Regions from separate parts of the Homo sapiens genome. Here region 2 is linked to region 1. A link is a loop called in an ENCODE intact Hi-C map of the cell type or tissue named here. Cell type or tissue: B cell. All regions are shown on one strand. Links, peaks and the distances in the headings refer to the core of each region. The heading gives the core; the rest is flanking DNA. Region 1 overlaps STRAP (serine/threonine kinase receptor associated protein). Region 2 overlaps EPS8 (EGFR pathway substrate 8, signaling adaptor).

The links. Hi-C counts contacts between places; a loop is a spot of excess contacts. Peaks named below come from ENCODE experiments on the same cell type or tissue, not always from the same donor. Only the 100,000 strongest peaks of a DNase experiment are listed, where the experiment ranks them.
Region 2: a loop joins it to region 1, with 26 times the contacts of the local background. A loop is called at or near these places in 11 of 110 quality-filtered maps.

The regions. Positions count from the first base shown.
Region 1 is chr12:15,894,091-15,904,033 of GRCh38, reverse strand. STRAP (serine/threonine kinase receptor associated protein) reads right to left here. Exons shown (of 10, transcript NM_007178.4): 5 at 9,891-9,943; 6 at 8,538-8,675; 7 at 6,016-6,152; 8 at 3,981-4,130; 9 at 3,022-3,087; 10 at 556-1,117. The coding sequence ends at 1,056. Among named protein-coding and RNA genes, the nearest start is that of DERA, 12 kb to the left of the region's middle. In B cell, for the core only: CTCF peaks have their summits at 4,353 and 4,555 (motif pointing right); a DNase peak (open chromatin) is centred at 4,553; H3K27ac peaks cover 1,413 bases.
Region 2 is chr12:15,767,670-15,777,612 of GRCh38, reverse strand. The region is part of intron 1 of EPS8 (EGFR pathway substrate 8, signaling adaptor); the gene reads left to right. Among named protein-coding and RNA genes, the nearest start is that of EPS8, 17 kb to the left of the region's middle. In B cell, for the core only: a CTCF peak has its summit at 5,033 (motif pointing left); a DNase peak (open chromatin) is centred at 5,012.

The DNA of each region.
Region 1 (9,943 bases), core at 965-8,964:
AAGTCTAAACTCAGCTGATCCAATTTATTAGAAGGTTTTAGAAGGGCTTTCTGAATGCCACCCAAATTTAAAGAATGAGGTAAAATTCCATACTTCTTAAACCACTGCAGGACTATAGTAATCCCATTTTTATAAAATCCATTCTATCTATCTGTATATACATACAGAGATGCCCTAACATGCATTCATGGTCATTTGATTTTAATAGTTTTTTGAGGAGTGGTAGGATTTTAAGTGATCTTTCAGCTTACTGCTAAATTTCAGTTGATTTTTTTTTTCTTATAACTAGCATGTATTATTTAAATAATTGTTTAAAAAGGCATGTCAAGCACTTCTATCCAATCTGGGAATAGAGAAGGTAAATGAAACACTAGTAAAGGACATAAGAATTTCAAAAATTCAGGACAAGTAACTGAATCTCAATATTATAAAATAATGTTTACTACAGATTAATTGGCTTACCTTTTGCTATGGTTATGATACAGAAAAACCTTCTGGCTATTTCCACTTATAAAACTCACATTAGTAGTTTTTCCCCAAAAAAACCAAACATTGTTTTGTTTTAGAGGCATTTTATTTAGACAACTAAAAACAATTAGATGTTCAGAGGCAGTGTACAATGAACGAGAAATCAAACCAGTTACTTTATCATGTATTCCCTCTTCTTTACAACTGAAGCAAAAAAAGAAAAGGCATTCTGCTTTAAGATCAGAAAAAATCAGCCAATATAGTTTTCTTCTCCATATTAACATAAACAGCTACAAGAACCCTAATTGTAATAATAGAAATTGGATGTTGGCTTGTATATATTCATTAAAAAGATAACAGGCCACTGTACTATAAGAGGATAACTCCACCTCCCTTCATCTGACACTTGAGTTTTCACTTACAGGTAACACCAAGTTAGTTAGTTGTTCCAGCACTGGAGCTAATTCATTTTCCTCATTATTTACTGCTGTTTCTGCCTTAAGCAGACAGTAACTCTGGAAGGCTGATGCTTTTCTCTGCTTGCTTGTTTTAGTCAGTTGTATACTAACTGCACATATGATTGACGCTCAGGCCTTAACATCAGGAGCTGAAGGAAAGATGCAATCTGAATTCTCTGAAGCAATTTCTTCTATAAGTAAAAAAAAAAAAAAAAAAAAAAAGTCACATTAGTCAACTTAATGAAAGAAAGAAGCAAATCTACATTTCTGTGTAATGAAGGAATGAAAAAGTGTTTGTAAAGCATACTGTGGTAAGGGAAAGAAGAGAGCAACTGCACATGCCACTAACAACTAGACTCATGTCATTGAAAAGGCAAAGAAGAAAGAGTTCATGTGTTTTATCCACTAGATTCTCTTACACCATAACTCAACCTCCAAGGGTCCCTTTCTGGCCTAAATTTTCAAAGACTCCAGCTATATAACAAACCCGGAATTAAAGTCATGTCTTCGAAGGATCTGGCCCTCTCTTTTAGTGATTCAAATCCTAATATTTAGTGCTATTTAAAGCAAAACATTAACCATCAACATTGTTTTAGCAAGAAGGTGCTTAACAATAAAAAATTTAAGGAAAACTCTATTGGGTAAATGGTAAACACCTTCCCAACCTCCCCCAAAATCATCATACCCAGTTTCTCATGGCAGCAATCTGCATATTTCTTCCTCATGATACCCCCACTCATCAATCTCACAATTCTAACAAGTCTAACAAAAGACTCTCAACTCCATCTACCTTTTTCTGTTCTCATTGCAATACCCTTATTAAAAACTACATGATAGGCCGGGTGCAGTGGCTCACGCCTGTAATCCCAGCACTTTGGGAGGCCGAGGTGGGCAGATCATGAGGTCAGGAGTTCAAGACCAGCCTGATCAACATGGTGAAACCCCATCTCTACTAAAAATACAAAAATTAGCCAGGCGTGGTGGTGCACCTGTAATCCCAACTACCCAGGAGGCTTACGCAGGAGAATTGCTTGAAACCAGAGGCGGAGGCTGCAGTGAGTCGAGATCATGCCACTGCACTCCAGCCTGGGCAACAGAGCAAGACTCCATCTCAAAACAAAACAAAACCTACATGATCACTCATCTAGACTACAATGCCCCCTAACTGGTTTATGTTCACTCTTGTTCCCAGTCCAATTCTTTGTACGTGCAACAGCCAAGGCAACCTTTTTTTTTTTTTTTTTTTTGAGACAGAGTCTCTCTCTGACACCCAAGCTGGAGTGCAGTGGCGCAATCTCGGCTCGCTGCAACCTCTACCTCCTGGGTTCAAGCTACTCTCCTGCTTCAGCCTCCTAAATAGCTGGGATTACAGGTATCTGCCACCATGACCGGCTAATTTTTGTATTTTTAGTAGAGACAGGGTTTCACCATGTTGGCCAGGTTGGTCTTGAACTACCAAGGCAATCTTTTAAAGTCCTCTTCTTAAAATTCAAAGGTTTCTCATTGCTCTTAGTATAAAACTCTCCAAGTCCTAATACAGCAAATGAGGCCCTCAGATGATCTAGCTTCTCCAGCTTCACTTTGCCTTTGCTCTTTAACCTGGAGGCATGGAGAAGTTCTTTTAGTTCCTCATATGCTATGCTCCTTTTTGGTTCTGAACTTTTAGTTAACATAGTTTTCCTGCTATGAACTTTTCCATCCTGTCCCTACCAACACCCCCTCTCATGACCTCACCTAAATCATTTCTGCTCATCCTTAGTTCCCAGTTTAAATGTCACTTCTCTAGGAAGCTTTTTTTAATCCCCCTTACAATAATTTGTGTTTTGGCATGTCTCCTAAGTTAGACTCTAGCTCTGAAAGAGTAACCACATCGGTTGTGTCCATACTACATCTCTGTGCCTATTACTACTATGCAGTAGGTATTTAAATATTTAGCTTATAAATATGTATATATACATGCATAAATATTTAAAGTTTCCATTATTTAAATATGTTCATATTTAATAAATTTCTTCTGCCAATGAGTAAAACTTCTGTTACAGTTCAATTTTAAATCCCCCAAGACTCTTACAAAAGTCAATTCCATAGCATTTACCTAGCTCCTCTTCTGTTGTCTCTGGAAAACCAATCTTTGGCTTTGCCAGCTCACCACTATCTTCTTCTGTAAAAAGAAAAGCAATGACGATTATATGACTTACACTATTAAAGTAATTTCCAGTGTTCAATAAGCAAGAAGAGCAACATAAGACTATTCCAGGAAAATGGCTACAAAATATAATAAAAACAACTCCTTTTTAAATAACTGTGATTCTAAAAATAGTATGTCTTTCTTTAAAATTACTTTTAGGTTCATACTGCAACTACTTAGGGATTAGTAACTAGGTATTTTTTATTAAGAACATGTCTATCTTTATTGGTGTGGATCAGTGAGTAATACTATTCAGAGATTAGATACATTTACTTGTAAATTCTTTATATTGCCTTCCAGCAAATTTTGAATTAGATCTATTCCAGCCACAAAATGTGCTAGTATAAAAATTTAGGAACAGACTAGATTGTACAACAAATTTTTCTTTTTTTTTTTTTTGAGACTGAGTCACTCTTGCCCAGGCTGGAGTGCAGTGGCGTGATCTCAGCTCAATGCATGGCTCCTGGGTTCATGCAATTCTCGTGCCTCAGCCTCCTGAGTAGCTGGGATTACAGGCATGTACCACCACACCTGGCTAATTTTTGTATTTTTAGTAGAGATGGGGTTTCACCATGTTGGCCAGGCTGGTCTCGAACTCCTGACCCTGTGATCCGCCCGCCTCAGCCTCCCAAAGTGCTGGGATTACAGGCGTGAGCCACCGTGCCCAGCCATACCAAAAAAAATTTAAACAAAGGAACATGACCCTTTCTCTGGCCAATTTATAATCCTGGGCTTCTCGCTGCTTAAACCATAATATATAATTTAAAATTTATAGAAAACAGGAACCCTGAAATAAAATTAATGATTAAAAATGACATAAAATCATGCATTTTAAAAATTTTATTATTCTGAATAAAAATTCTTACCAGGAAGCACACATTTCCAAAGGCCATACGTTTTTCCTACCACAGTTTGCCATAGTCTCAATGTTCCATCTTCTGAACCACTGGCATAGAGTTCTCCATCAGGACTAAATCTCACACAGTGAATAGGACCAAAGTGTCCCTTGTAGGATTCTGAAAAAGAAGAGGGCTATTAGATAATTTTAACTATTAGGTTAAATATTGATATGCTAAAAAAAAAAAATACTGTCTGTGTTACTGGGGAGATGGAAAATTCTTAAGGCAAACATTAAAACCTGTACTTAATTAATTTCTCATCACAAAAGTGGTATATCATTGACCCTTTCTCTGTAAGATTATTCCTTTCCAAATCTAGCACACATTCTAGTTTCAAACTGTCCCTCTAAAAAAAGCAAATGAGGCTTCATGTCTCATTAAGGATGGAGAAAAAGAGGTAAATGAAAACCCCATTAATTCTATAGAAAGTAGATTTAAAGTCTTACCAGTTCAACCTCCAATTTCCATATCCTAAAACTCACTGCCTATTTCTCAGGGAATCAATTTTTATTATGACTATAGAGAGCCACCAGGTGGAGCTCTTTTACACACTTTGCCTCTTAATTTCCTACAGTCCACTAATTATTCTGTCACACAGAAAGGTGAGATATAGATCAACAATGATCCATAAATATTTTAATCCATGGAACCTAATGAGAAAATGTATAGATTAGGAGCACTGTTATATTCAAGTAGTACCTTTAAGTATGAACCTTTCTCATTTACTTTCTAATGCCTCATCACCTTATTAGTTCTCAAAGCCCTTTACTAGACCAATGTTCCTATTCTGTCTCCCATCTGTGTCCCACCAGAGAATAGAAAAGTTGTAAGAGTACAAAGAACACAAGGTTTTGGAAAGAGAAAGGCTAGGCAGATCTGGTATTCACTGTGACTTCAGATCTTGGGCAAATAATTCAGTTCTCTCAATCTTGAAAAAGAATAAAATATGAAACCAAAAACATTCTAAAACTTTGAAAACTAGCATTAAATAAAAGTAACAGAAAAGAATATCTTATTTATAAATCACTTGTATTCAAGTAATAAAAACTGAACCATAAGCAATTAAAATAGATTCTACATGGTCCATCACCAAGGTTCCATTTGTGCAACCCAGATGCATCAATGTTCCCCAAGAAACAAAACGTAAAATTGTCTTTTGTTCTTTGGGTGTAATCTAGCAAGCTTCGTTCTTTGGTAAAGCAGGGCAGCTAGAAACAGACAAGAACAAGAAGAGACAGCTTATAGATAAAAATATATATTTATAAAAACTAAACATATTTTTGACCTAAAAGCAAAAACTATTTGGAAAGGCTAAAAGTAGATACTGAGAACCACATGTAACTATGTGAAATACCTGGTCCATCAGATAAATATACATTAACTTCAAATTAATCCCCATGCCTTTCCCTTTCCCTTACTAAGGACTGTTATCATGAAAATGAAAGCAAAACTCAAACTCCAAAACAGAATAAATAAAAAGCTGATAAAAATAACTATCCAATTCAGATTCCTAAAGGTATCCCTGTAATATGCTATACTGATTTTTCCCCCACACACTGTTCTTTACGGAGTCTTAGGAATTCCTAAGTTGGCAAAAAGGAAGACGGGCCAAGTAGATGGGGTTATACACCCACAACATAGTTCAGAAAGAACGGATCTCCTTGCATGTGTTTAGCATATGACTTTGACATAAGATTCCCCCCTCCCTCCCAGCCAATAAAGCCTAAAACTCACTGTACCATAATACATAACATCAGCATAATGATGAACTTTAGTTAAAAGGATAAATTTCTGCATACTTTGTTTACAGATCTATAAAAGCATCTGACCCAAATGGTTAAAACTCCTTTACTTTTTCACTTGTAAGCACCAAGCTTAAGTTAGCTGAAAAATTTACTTTCAACATATATATGTAACATATATATATATATAAATGAGGTGTTAATTACTGGGACTTAACATATGATAAAGGTAACCACATCACTGTAAGGGGACAACTCACCTAATTCTTCTCCACTATTATAATCATACTTATAAAGTTTAAAATCTTCACCGCCTGCAACAAGAAATTCTTTCTCAGGATGAAGAGATGCAGAATTGATGGTTGCAGGAGCTTCAAAGGATTTAATTGGGTCCAAACTGAAAAAAAATTTAAGTAGTATTTACAAATCTTGAATATGGTATAAATAACGAGTTACATTTGAACTGTTCTTAAATTCTGAAACCCAAGGAACAATTAAATACTCATTTACTCAAACATAAACACTGATGTAAAAAAAGCTGTTAGCAAAAAAAAAAAAAAAAAAATCAAATGGATACTATGCCCAAGTGGAGCTCATCTCAGCAATACAAAGACATCTTGATGGAGGGATATCCAGTTTATGCAGTGGATGTCTTCCCGGAAATGAGTGTGTTGGCTAATTAAAACAGTATGAATAATACACTGGGATTTTTGCTCTTAAATAAACTTCACCTGTATTGTTTCATTTTTCTACAACCACATATTATCTTTGTAAACAGAAAAAGTTTTCACAGTAGGTAATTAACATAAAGGATTATTTATATATTATTATTAATTGCTGAAGGTTTAAGCTCCTCAGCAAGATAAACTTTCTATGTCATAAAATATAAACTGCTGAAAACAGTTTCTACTATAAGGCAGTAAAAGACTAACAAAATTTGGGGCTATAGTTATATAATAAAAATCAATGCATAATAACAGCTTCATCTGAAATTCAATTACAGTTTGGACATTAGCTTTTTCAGTTTAACCCTAAAAATCATGAAAGGCCTCCAATACAAAACATTATAGTATCCCAGCTCCTAAATACTTCCCATCATCATATACTTTAAAGCATGTTAATTAAAGTTAGTCATGACTTATGCAGGATCACTACATAGCAACTTGCTGGCTCAAATGCTAGAATATTCAATGGTCCAGAAAATTTCTGCCACCAACATGGGATTTGCCTAACTGCAGGAGTGAGTGAAGAGCATTAATAAACCAATTGATGGCTCCAGGCCATAGTATTCTACTACTATCAGTTTACTGTATGTGTATAAACTCCTTGACATTGCTTAATTGCTCTCCTCCAATTTTACCGCCTTTTCTTTCTCCCAGTTAGCCCTTTAGACACAAGGTTAAGACACTGGTCAAATATCAAAGTGTAATGTGGTATAATCCTTATGGAAATCAATTAAGTGTCATGTATAACTAAGAACTTTAAACTCATTTCTAGCCTTTGAACTGATAATTCTACTTACAGGATCCTATCTACTGTAAAGAAACACTCAGAGATGTGCTAGAACATTCACCGTGGTGCTAAAACAGGGAAACTAACCCATAATTTAGTACAACCTATGATGCAAATACAGTGTATCAAGTAAAAATGTTTTCAAAGAAGTTTTAAATGGCTAACAATATTTTTAAACAAATCAAAATGGTATTCATTATGGTCCTAGTAATTAAAAAAAAAAACACAAATACTGTACACCCACATATATAACATAGAAAAATGGACTAGCAGAAAATATAACTACCATTATCACTCTTGCACCTATGGGTATAATATTGTGGGTACATTTTTTTCAATTATGTTATATATTCCAGTCTTTCTCCAAGAGTATTTACTACATTTAAAGTCGCAAAATTCAAATCTGTTTAAAAAATTCATTAAGTCTGCAAATACTCAGGAACAGAAATAAGATTATTCCTTCTCTAAAACTTTAAGGTGAAAATAAATAGTAGAATCAAGATCACACTGTTTTTTTGTTTTTTGTTTTTTTTGAGACAGAGTCTCACTCTGTTACCCAGGCTGGAATGCAGTGGTGTGACCACAGCTCAAAACAACCTCCACCTCCTGGGATTAAGCAATTCTCCTGCCTCAGCCTCCCAAGTAGCTGGGATTACAGGTACTCACCACCACACCCAGCTAATTTTTCTTCTCTTTGTATTTTTATTTTAGAGACGGGGTTTCACCATGTTGGCCAGGCTGGTCTCAATCCCCTAACCTCAAGTGGTCCGCCCACCTCAGCCTCCCAAGGTGCTAGGATTACAGACGTGAGCCACCACGCCCAGCCCACACTGGTTTTATATAGTAAAAAACATTAATGACAGCACCATTTCAGTAGTTTTTGCTTTTTTTTTTTTTTTTTTTTCAGAGGAGGTTTTGCTTTGTCATCCAGACTGGAGTGCAGTGTCAAGATCACAGCAAAATGCAGCCTCAACCTCCCAGGCTCCAGCAATAGAATACTCACCTCAGCCTCCCAAGCAGCTGGACTACAGGCGTGTGCCACCACACCCAGCTAATTTTATTTTTTGTAGAGATGGGGGTCTCACTGTGTTGCCCAGGCTGATCTCAAGCCATCCTCCCACCTCAGCTTCCCAAGGTACTGCGATTATAGGCATAAGCCACCACTCCTGGCCTCTTTACTTTTAAAAAAAGTAAATACCTTCCCATTTTTAAGTAGCCAAAATGTCTTTTGTTACCTAAAAAAGAAAATGAAAGTATTTCTTGGACATACCTTACTGCACTATGAAAAGCAATAGATCGTCCATAAGTTATAACCAAAATCTCTCCCTCAGGAATATATTCCATACTACTAACAGACATATTAAAATTTAGAGATTTCACTTCTGTCATAGTAGCATGATCCCAAAGTCTGCAAAATAAAGATAAAAATATGATGTTTACTCATGTAAGAAAAAAGTTTATAAATTCTAATTACATCTGCAGATTAGCCAACGAAAGAACAATCACAATTACAGAAAAACAACATTCATTCCAAGTCACAAATTACAGATGATTAAAAAAAATTCTGGGTTTCTATATACAATGTCAAATTATGCATGATAGCTTGTAAGTAAAATCAACTTTAATACCTACATACACTTCCCAATTTGGCAAAACTACATTATTAAGACAAGTTCTAATCTAGTCAATTTCAGCATTGCTATAAATAGTGGTTCTTACACTCTGTTTTTGTGAATCTAGTAATAGCTACACATCTTTCCAAAGAAATATACATCAGGTGTCAGCACACAAGATTTTGTATAGAATTTCAGAGGCTTCATGGTCCCTCCCTTTAACCATTCTGCCCACAGACCCAGGTTAAAAACACCTGCTTATAAGGTATCAGCAATTTAATTTTCTTCTGAATTTTGCTGTCTGTATACACAAGGTGAGCATCCCTTAATTGAAAATACTTGGGACCAGAAAAAAGTTGGATTTCAAACTTTTTCGGATTTTGGAATATTTGCATTAGACACTTACCAACTGAGAATTCCTAACCTGAAAATAGGAAATTCAAAATGCTCCAATGAGCATTTCCTTTAAGCATCAAGTCGGCACTCAAAGTCTCAGATTTCAGAGCGTTTCAAATTTCAGATTTTCAGGTTAGGGATACTCAACCTGTATTAGTAAATAGATAGCTCCAGATAAATGTGACCTGGGTGCAACTTAAATTTTAATGTTCAGAACATTTTTCACACATAATATTAAATGTATTTAAAATATAAGCTCTAAGGTAAAATATTTTGCAAATTTTAAGTTTGTTTTTCTTTTGAGACAGTCTAGCTCTGTCGCCCAGGCTAGAGTGCAATGGCACGATCTCGACTCACCGCAACCTCTGCCTCGCAGGTTCAAGTGATTCTCCTGCCTCGGCCTCCCGAGTAGCTGGGATTATAGGTGTGTGCCACCGCGCTTGGCTAAGTTTTGTAATTTTCATAGAGACAGTATTTCGCCATGTCGGCCAGGCTGGTCTAGTACTCCTGACCTCTAATGATCCACCCGGCTCGCCTCCCAAAGTGCTGAGATTATAGGCGTGAGCCACCATGCCCGGCCTTAAATTGTAAATTATTAAAGAAAAATTACTTACCGAACAGTTTTGTCATCAGCAGAAAGAATCTGTTTATCCTCACTGCACCACAG
Region 2 (9,943 bases), core at 954-8,953, 130 kb after region 1:
GAGAAGTCTGAATAAAAGAGACATTCATAGTGGTTATGACAGTGAAGGTTAAGTTTAGGCTGCTAGGGGGTTTGAAACAAAGGAGGGATTGAAGCCTTCATCGCCTTTACCTTATTTGGGTACTAAGTAAGTGATTTTGGAAATAGTAAAATCTCATTATGAAAAGAGTGAAATCTAGTCCGGAATAAATGTGTTAACAGTGCTTAACTTTAACTGGAATGCATCTTAACACCATTCAGTTTTTATACTGATTAGAAAGGTCCACTGTGGTTTTGGTCATATATTAGAACATATGCTGTTGGTTTTTTGTTTTGTTTTGTGTGTGTGTGTGTGTTTTTTTTCATTCTGCTTTGTAAGTACCCCTTATCACTGTAGGGAATTTTAGAATTTGAATTAAAATATATCTTGAGTTATATAATGTAAAAAAAAAATTTATATAGGCTACTCCATGGCATTGTAAAGAATCTTAAAATAGATATAAAAGTGACTTCATCTTACCTCCAATGTCCTTCCTCCATCTATATCTGTTATCTCTAGCTATTTTCATCTTTTCTCTCTGCCAGGCAGTTAGTAGAATAGTTGAAGAATGATTTTATCAGCTCTCATTGGACTACAGGATAAAAGACCTAAAAATATGGGATAATTTAATCCAATGGCTAGCAAATACATTTTGTGTTATGTTTATGGTTTTCAAAGGCATTGATAAAATCAAACTATCATTACTGGGAAATATGAAATTTTCAATAAGATTCCAAACTAATAGATAAAGTGATAAAATGATTGGGAAAACAAGTGGTGGTAGAATCTGATATAAAAATAGTTTGGCGGTAGCAAAAGGGGAAACGCTAAAATTCTCAAGAACCCATCAGCCATTTTTACTAACACTGTGCTCTTCATAAGCTATATCTAGGGAACTTTGATTATATGCTGTAAGGAACAATATATTATTTAAGTGTATATTGAATAAGTATTCAATAAATAACTGCAAAATAAAAGACAGTTCTGAATGTGGAAATTCCTATTCTTGCGAGATTGAGCCAGACATTTCTAGCTAACATTGACGTTATTGGGCTAACGTGGGCATCATTTGGGTTTTGGGTATTAGGTGTAACAAATGCTTGCTGATGCATAGAGGCCAATCTAGGTCTGTGTTAGTTCCTGAGAGTGTGCATGTGAACTTGAGGGGAAGGTTTTTAGAGTAGGTCACTCACCTAAGCCAGCTGTTTTTTTCTCTCTTCCAAAAGAGTACCGGATTGCTCCTTTGCAGGGGCTGACTTGAGAACATGGCTTAACTTTTAAGGCTAGATAAACTAGTTCAGCCAGAAGTGTATTATTTCCCCCCAAAATTACATTTAAAAGCTTCTAGCTATGATCATTTCAGCTGCTTCTTCCTCCCTTTCTAATTATTCTTGCTATTTCTGTTACTGATATCAACCATACCAATCACTGGAAAGGAGAATACTTGGGCAAAAATTTCTTTTAAAAGAAAAATTGCTGGAGAGAAATATGTACACAAATTTATATTGAATATATAATAAAATACATATGGAACTGCCCTTTGTATGTGAAGGTGAGTTTTGTTTGTTGTAGTGGTGTCAGATCTGGTTTGATTCATTTCAGCTTTTTCCAGTGTTCTTTCTTGTGATACGCATATATGAGATAGGAATTTTGCTAAATCATTAGCAGGCCCATTGGCTTAATGTAACCCAATCTAGTTTCTTGATCTAACAGTCCTGGAATATACAACTTTACCTAATAGAAAATAATTTTGTTTCAGTTAATGAAATTTATCTGTCAATAAAGAAATATTAAATAAGTGCCTATTAAGTGCTAGTACTAAATAATGAGAATACTCTAATTGACAAGATAGACAACATTCTTATCCTTGTGGACTGCGTGATGTTAGACACCTAAATGAAAAGAAGCATAAAAACTTAACAGAAGCATCAGGTTCTAGGTAAGGGCTCAAAAATCTGGAAAATAAAGGCTAATCTTTTTTGCTTTTCTCGCCCTCTTTCCTTAATATAGATTCACATTTTTTCCTATTCAAATGTAATGATATTCACATTTTGTATTGTTTTTCTACATATACTGGTACTGTGGATTTATAAAATAAGTCTATTTCCAAATTACATGTATTTTACAATGATTCCACAAAGGAACGTTGGCTATTTATGAGCTTTGGGGAAAATTACAGTATATCAGTACTCCCTTTGAAAGATTTTAAACTATTAAGGTCAATTTAAGATCAGACCAGACAAGTGTGGTTTGTGTCATTTTTATATACGGTATTCAGTATTTTTTCCTGCAAGCTTTTGGGAGTGAAGAAGCCATTATTCATAAAATGAATTCATATGTAACACCTTAGGCTGATCGTAAAGTGTTAAACCTTAGAGATGGGGAAAATTCTATTGTCTTGAATTTTGAATGTGGGTAACTTTAAGACTGCCATATGAATTGCCAAGTTGCAAAATTGTTTTTGCATTTCACTTGCAAGCAAGGAAAATGTGGACTCCTTCTTTAGTGGGGCCAAGCGCATTCTAACACACCTCTCAAATTACACACCACTGAAATGATACTCACAATGGGTTTGGCTCATATGTTTCTAGTTAGCTACTATGAATGAAAGATTCATAACTATCTGTTTCAAAAAACTTCCTTATTTGCACTGCAGGGAGCTTAATTGTTTGGTAGCAGGGTCAAGAATTGCTTTTAAATACTAAGCATGCATGGATTGGGCCATTATACACTGAACTAAAAAAAAGATTTCTGTGCACAAAGAAGGCTTTAGATAAATATTTGTCAAATCATTGATTACTTTGTTGGCTGTGGAAGAATAAAAGTCCCTGAGTTTTCCCACCCTGTTGGTAATTTGGACCAAATATTTTGGTCACTATTTTTTATATATATATATATTTATATATTTATATGTTTAAAATATATATATGTGTGTATATATATTTTATATGTATGTATGTATATTTATATTTATATATGTATATATATTTTATATGTGTACATATATATTTATATGTGTATATATATATATATGTATATGTATAACAAACCTGTAACCTTTCCCTTACCTTGCCTATTGAGCATTGTAGAATACAGGATAACAGGGAGGAAGAAGTCATTCATACTTACTAGACAGATGGTTGGCGTCCCTGTGGCAACCTTGTGATCTAATAATTTTCCAAGTTCTGTCTACCTAACTGAAGAGTAATAGCTGTTTACTGTTTGCTTAAATAACACTAGGCCTGTATGCAAGTTGCAGGGGGGGTGGGGTGAAGGAGGGGGGTAGATATATAAATTCATCTCTGCAGTTTTATCAAATCTGTAAAAGAGGTGTAGCATACAGGCACCTCTTTTCCAAAAGAAAAAATTCATTAGTTCCTCATTTTGGTTATTCCTTCTTATTCGTGGCTCAAGCAAACCATTACCAGAGAATCTTTTTTTTTTAATTGATGACACGCTAAAAATTAGTTATTTTTGAAGAATTTTTTTCAAAGGTAGTATTTGAATATATTGGTAAAAGATGGTGGAATTATTTTCCTGCTTTTCTGCAGTAAATTAGTTTGTACACTTCTGGTGACATTTGCTCGACTATCCAAAGAAGATGAGGCTGTTAAAGAAATTTTAACAAATATTTATGAATGCATGAAATTGATTATGTTTATTAAAGTCACAAAAAATTTCTAGCCTTTATTATAAATTTTATAAATTGCTACTGCAAAAATGAGAGAGAATTATAGTTACCAATGTGAATTACTTTTGTTTGGTCAGACATTGACTTCCCCTGATTGCCACCTTGTCACTCTGTTTACTAGACACAGATAGGAACTTCTTTCTTCTTCCTATGATATGCATTTGATTCATGTCATATGCTGTCAAAATAATGTTGTCCTGAGATTATTTGCTGGAATGATAAAACTGATGCAGACTATGTCAGCTAGACTTGTTAATATCACATTATTCTTTCTAATAAGTACTTGTACTTAGAATACTTACTTGCTTCTGCTGCATCATGTCTCTCTTCTTATCCCCAATGCTTTTTTTTTTTCTTAAATCTCTCTCCATAGTCTCTTGAAGGGGCTGATAAACACAGTTCTAAAATATTTCATGTATCTATCTCCCTTTAACACATAATTTGGTCCTGTGCATATGTTTAATACCAGGGTATCCCCATTCATTTCCTCCTTCTTCTGAGGATGATTGAAATTTTGTGGCTTCATGATTGCCTTCTAATTTTCAACTTGACTTAAACCAGAGCATAGTAAAAGAACCATTAATAATCACAATTAATAACATTAGAATGTAATTTTAATAATTCAGGCCTCTATTGCAAAATGTATTATGGAGTCAGTTTAAAATGTGATTCTTCTCTCTCTTATATGTACCTATGTCCAAGTGTGTATATAGTAAGCTCTTGGAGTTCAGGTGTGTCTTGGTGAGGTATTCTGCATATATGGAACATAGTCTCTTAACATCCTTTTGCTGCTGCCTTATTTCTGTCTTGTTTCCACCTAAGATTCTTGAAGAGAAGCTTAATGTCTATGGTTTCCTCTTCACTTCTCCTACATCAGCGAGCCCACTGTGGTCTGATGCTGAGCTTATGTCTGTAGGTCATCTGCCATCTTCTAAAAGCTAAACCAAAAGGAAAATGTTTAGTTTTTACTTGATTTTGCTGTAGCATTTACCTGTAAACTCTTTGAGGACATAAACTGTGTCTCGTTCACTATGAATTTTTACCATTTAGGGTTTCTGGTACTTTGTAGACCCGTCTATTTGCTGAATGAATGTATGTTTGTAATGATTTTTGCCTTCTTTTAAATAAAAAGAATATTCTCTTCCTTTGGCTCCTGTGGTGGTGCTGTTCTTTCCTGGTTAACATCTACCTCTGCTTTGTTACCCATCTACACTTAGATGTTGATTCAGAAGCTCTGCTACTTGGGATGGAATAGGTATCCAAAATTCTTCCTAAGTGAAACTCTCAAGTAAGTTCTAGCACCATCTGTTGGCAGCAGTGAGAGCCAATGCTTTATTTATTTATTTATTTATTTTGTGCCTCAGTTCATGGTTTTGTGTATTCTCAGAACACTCACAAGTTGAAAAGTTTCTGGATTTTCTGGAATTATTTTCTTAGCCTTCATCTCATTTCATGTTACAGCCTAAGTTTCATTCTCTTTCTAGGGAACCTCAGTGTTTCGTTTAGAACAGTTACTCTCAGTTCTTCAGGTGATGCCTTTCTTGGGAACTCTAACTCTATTTATGACTGAAGCTGAATATCACACAGGCCCCTCAGACTTCACATTTCCCAAAATTAATTTCTTGCTTTTACTCTGGCCCCCTCATCTCTTTCTGTCTCTCTACTTGGAGTGACTTTTATCCAAATGACAACCTTAGAAATCTGAATTTTTCCTGGACTCTTTTTCTTACCCACCTTTCTGCCCCACCTATATGTCAACAGTCATTAAATCTTTTTGAGTCAGCAAATGGCTGATAGAGCACTCTCCTCTTCCGTCTCTCACTGCTAATCATGTTAACTACCTTGCTTAAAACTCTTCAGTGGTTCCCCATATGCTCATTAGGGTGGTACAAATGAAGACTACGGGCGCCCGCCACTATGCCCTGCTAATTTTTTGTATTTTTAGTAGAGACGGGGTTTCACCGCATTAGCCAGGATGGTCTCGATCTCCTGACCTCGTGATCCACCCACCTCGGCCTCCCAAAGTGCTGTGATTACAGGCATGAGCCACCGCCCCCGGCCTTCCCCTTTCTTTTGTATTGAAATTAGCTCTCAATACTGCCACAAAGAATTCTTTGTAATGAGTTAGCCACAAAAATAGTTCAGTTCTAGGAAGAATTTCTTTTCTTTTTCTTTTCTTTTTTTTTTTAAGAGACAGTCTTGTTCTGTTACCCAGGCTGGAGTGCAGTGCAATCCTACGGAGAATTTCTAGCCCATTAGAAGAACACATCCATGACCCCCCTTCTCCTTTACCTGCCATATGCAACTGATTGCCAGATTTTGCTGCTTTCACATTAAAGTTAACCCTCGCCTTTGCCCCTTCTGTTCAGTTTTTCACTGTTTCAAGGCTATATGACCATTTTCTTAAGCTATTCCCTCCTGAATGTCTCTGTATCTGCCTCTGTCCTACTTCAATTCATGTTAATTACTACTTTCAGATCAGTCTTGCTAAAGCTGAGTTCAGATGATGTCAGTCCATTGCTTTAAAAACTGCTAACAAAGGTTTCCTTTTCAGGCTTTTCACAACCTGGTGACTTTCTTTAATTTTAGCCTCACTACCCGCTTTCCTATAAATTACTCATTAGCCAAAGTGAGGTACTATACACTTTCATCTGTATACTTCAGTTTTCCCAGTCTGTGCTTCAGTGTCCCTCTTGTCTATATTTGGAATAACTTTTTAATTTATCTCTATATACAAATCGAATCCATCAGTTAAGGTCTACTTTATCTGCCATTGTAGAATAATCTACCTTCTTTGGTACCTCTCCCACTTAATATTTTTTTTCTCAGGATCGCCTAGGCACTTATTTTCTTTCGTGAACTGTAATTTATATACATGTGTGTTACCTGATACCAGGTATCAAGCTCCTCTAAGGTAGGCTCCATATCTGATTTTTACTTTTGGACAGGCCTTAAAGCCTGGAGTGGTGCTTTTGTGTGATAGACGCTCAATGTGTATTGGTTAAATGATGAAATAAATGAATTTTTTCTTGCATCTTTCATCATGAGATTTGTGCCAGTAACATCCCAACTCTCAATATGAAAAGGAAAAAAATACTGACCACAGTTTTTACTGAGCCTAAATTGAAATATTCTGAAAAAGCTTAATCATGGTGACAATCAGAATGTACTCTGTTATTTAGGATAAACCCTTCTGGCAAACATGCCTGTTTTTCAGGTTCCCATTCTTTTAAATGTGGGCTATGATTATGCTCTTTAACATCTCACAGATTTAATAAGTAAACCATTGTTTTAAAGTATTATAACTTTTTCCACAAAAAACTGAGCTCTTAGAATAAAAAGCCAACAAAGATGATATTTTTTCAGTCTGACTCTTTTCTATCCTTTCCCCTCATTAGAGCACAATTTTCAAGATTTTTGTATTATGAGTAAGACAGTGAGAGCTTTTTGATATTTCATGAACTAAACCCAAAAGGGCCTACAAAAACACGCTTTAGCACATTGTTTTTACCAAATCCTACTGTAATTATAAATATTTTTAATAGTATGAATAATGTTATTTTTTCCCTTCCTTTCTTTTTCCCTTTCCCTTCTTCTTCTTTTTTTTTTTTTTTTGAGACAGGGTCTCGCTCTGTCATGCAGGCTGGAGTGCAGTGGTGTGATCATAGCTCACTGCAGCCTCGAGCTCCTAGGCTCAAGTGATCCTTAAGTCATGGGTGGGTGGATCACTTGAGTCCAGGAGTTTGAGACCAATGTGGGCAACATGACAAAACCCTATCTCTACAAAAAATACAGAAATTAGCCATGGTGGCATGTGCCTGTAGTCCCAGCTACTTGAGAGGCTGATATGAGAGGATTACTTGAGCCTGGGAGTTTGAGGCTGCAATGAGCCAAGATCATGCCACTACACTGCAGCATGGGTGAAAGAGCGAGACCCTAGTCTCAAAAAAGAAAAAAAAAAACCTAATTAAAAAAACATGAAAATTACAAATAATTGTGGCACTGGAACTATTTTGGGTATTATTCAACTGCTAAGAATAAAATCAGCATAACTGCAGAATACATCTGAGAAATAATAAAACATGACTTTGGTCAGAAAGTTCAGGAAATTTTTGTACTGTGTCCAATTTATTTTGCTCTGTGATCAGATTCTCGTGAATGCTAGTGTTAGACAAAAGACTGAAAATAGAGTTACTATATAGAGATGTTCATTGTTTGGGGAGAAATTCAATAGAGTCTTGAATATTCTCGTGATGTGCAGAATAATTATATAGAGATTATTTTAAATCATAAATACATCTTATATCTTAACATCTTAAATGTTTTGCTTTCCAGATATACTCAAGATATTTCTGTGAAAATGTTTTTTCTTAATATTTGCCAACAAGAGCGTCTTATATTTGTGTAATTTTTCCAAAGTTGAGTAATAACTGTAATGCTAGTTTGCTTATTTTTCATAAAACTCTGAGTGATTTTCTTTAATATATCCTTGAAAATGCATTTTTCATTTATTTTTTCTTATTCTTGTTGTATGTATATATCAAGTGTGGCATTTATTTTGAGAGTCTTGATAAAATTGGCAAAAGTAGAGTTACAATTTTATGTTAATAATGAAAGAATGACATATAATATTTGCCTGATTGTATCTCTTATTTTTTGTGTGCTTTTTGTTAAGCATATGTCAATTTATTTTGCCAACATTATTCTATAGACAGAGAACTCCTGTTTTTTTCTTTCAGGTTAGTTCATGTGATCCTGGTTAATGGAACATAAAGTGAGATTTTATGGGTGACAGGGAGAGAGATGAGGCTTGACTTGGGGGCATATGGGAAAAGAAGGGGGCTGTCTGTTCACAAAGATTTAAATATCTGATAAGAACTGTTTGCCAGCGCAATTATGAATAAGTGTATTTGTGCCTAATTTTTATTTTTTAAAAGCTCAGGTGATTATAATTTCATCTGTAAAATGTTGAAAGTATAGTCTGATTAAAATAATATATAAGAAATGGTTTTGGTTCTTTTTGAATCAAAAGGTGTGTAAACCTGGAGAATCTGCAGAGTGCCAGACCTCTGCTTTTGTCTTTTCTTAGTATTGTATCATGTTTTCCTTGATATTAATCTTAAGATGACTTCATATATGTCAATATTGTTTAATGTTAGCCATCCACCTATTTGGGATAGGAAAAAAAGTTTTTCCCTGTGTAGATTTGTGTGGATTGCCGAATCACTACTATGTTGGAGGGAGATTATTTTGCTTGAGAGTAATATTGAAAAAGCTCCTATTTTCTCCCTTCAAAAAAACTGGCTTCTGAAAATTCCGTGACTTAATGTATCAAGAACCCAACTCCTCAAGTGATGTTCTTATTAATTAATATTTAGTAAATACTACACACCCAACTTAGGGTAATTTGTTGGGGAACTTATCTCACTACCTCTGCTCTTAAAATTCTTTTTTTTTTTTTTTTTTTTTTTTTTGAGATGGAGTCTCTTGCAGGCTAGAGTGCAGTGGCGTAATCTCAGCTCACTGCAACCTCTGCCTCTTGGTTTCAAGTGACTCTCCTGCCTCAGCCTCTCGAGTAGCTGGGATTACAGGTGCCCGCCACCACGCCCGGCTAATTTTTGTATTTTTAGTAGAGAAAGGGTTTCACCATATCGGCCAGGCTGGTCTTGAACTCCTGACCTCGTGATCCACCCGCCTTGGCCTCCCAAAGTGCTGGGATTACAAACGTGAGCCACCGTGCCCAGCCTTAAAATTCTTAAATCTCATTTCCCTCCTTTTATTATTATTCAATAGTTAACTGTATAAGCCAGAACAGTTTTTTTAAAAATTGGATATCTCCCAGATTTCTTCCAACTCTAATATTCTGTAAGTCTTTGGTTTTTACTTAGGTTAATTCTTAACTGCAATGGAAGAAAAGCATAATTCCAGTTTCTAAGGTAATACTTAACATTTCTTTACATTATTCTAAATTGAATGGAAAACTTTATTTGTAAAATAACAACCAAAAATATCTATTTTATTCTCTGGGGAAAGACAACTTTGTAATATATTTTTCCACTTGAAATGTTTTTGCTTTGCAAAATCCTGTTGGGAAAACAGATTTCCAGACAGCTTAAAACTGACAAATGAGTATTTTGACAGGTATTCCTGGAAGGAGAGCTGTTGCCACCAACCATTTCAATTTCCTTATTCTAACAACCATGTTTAGCAGAGAAGAAGACATATCTCAGTTTG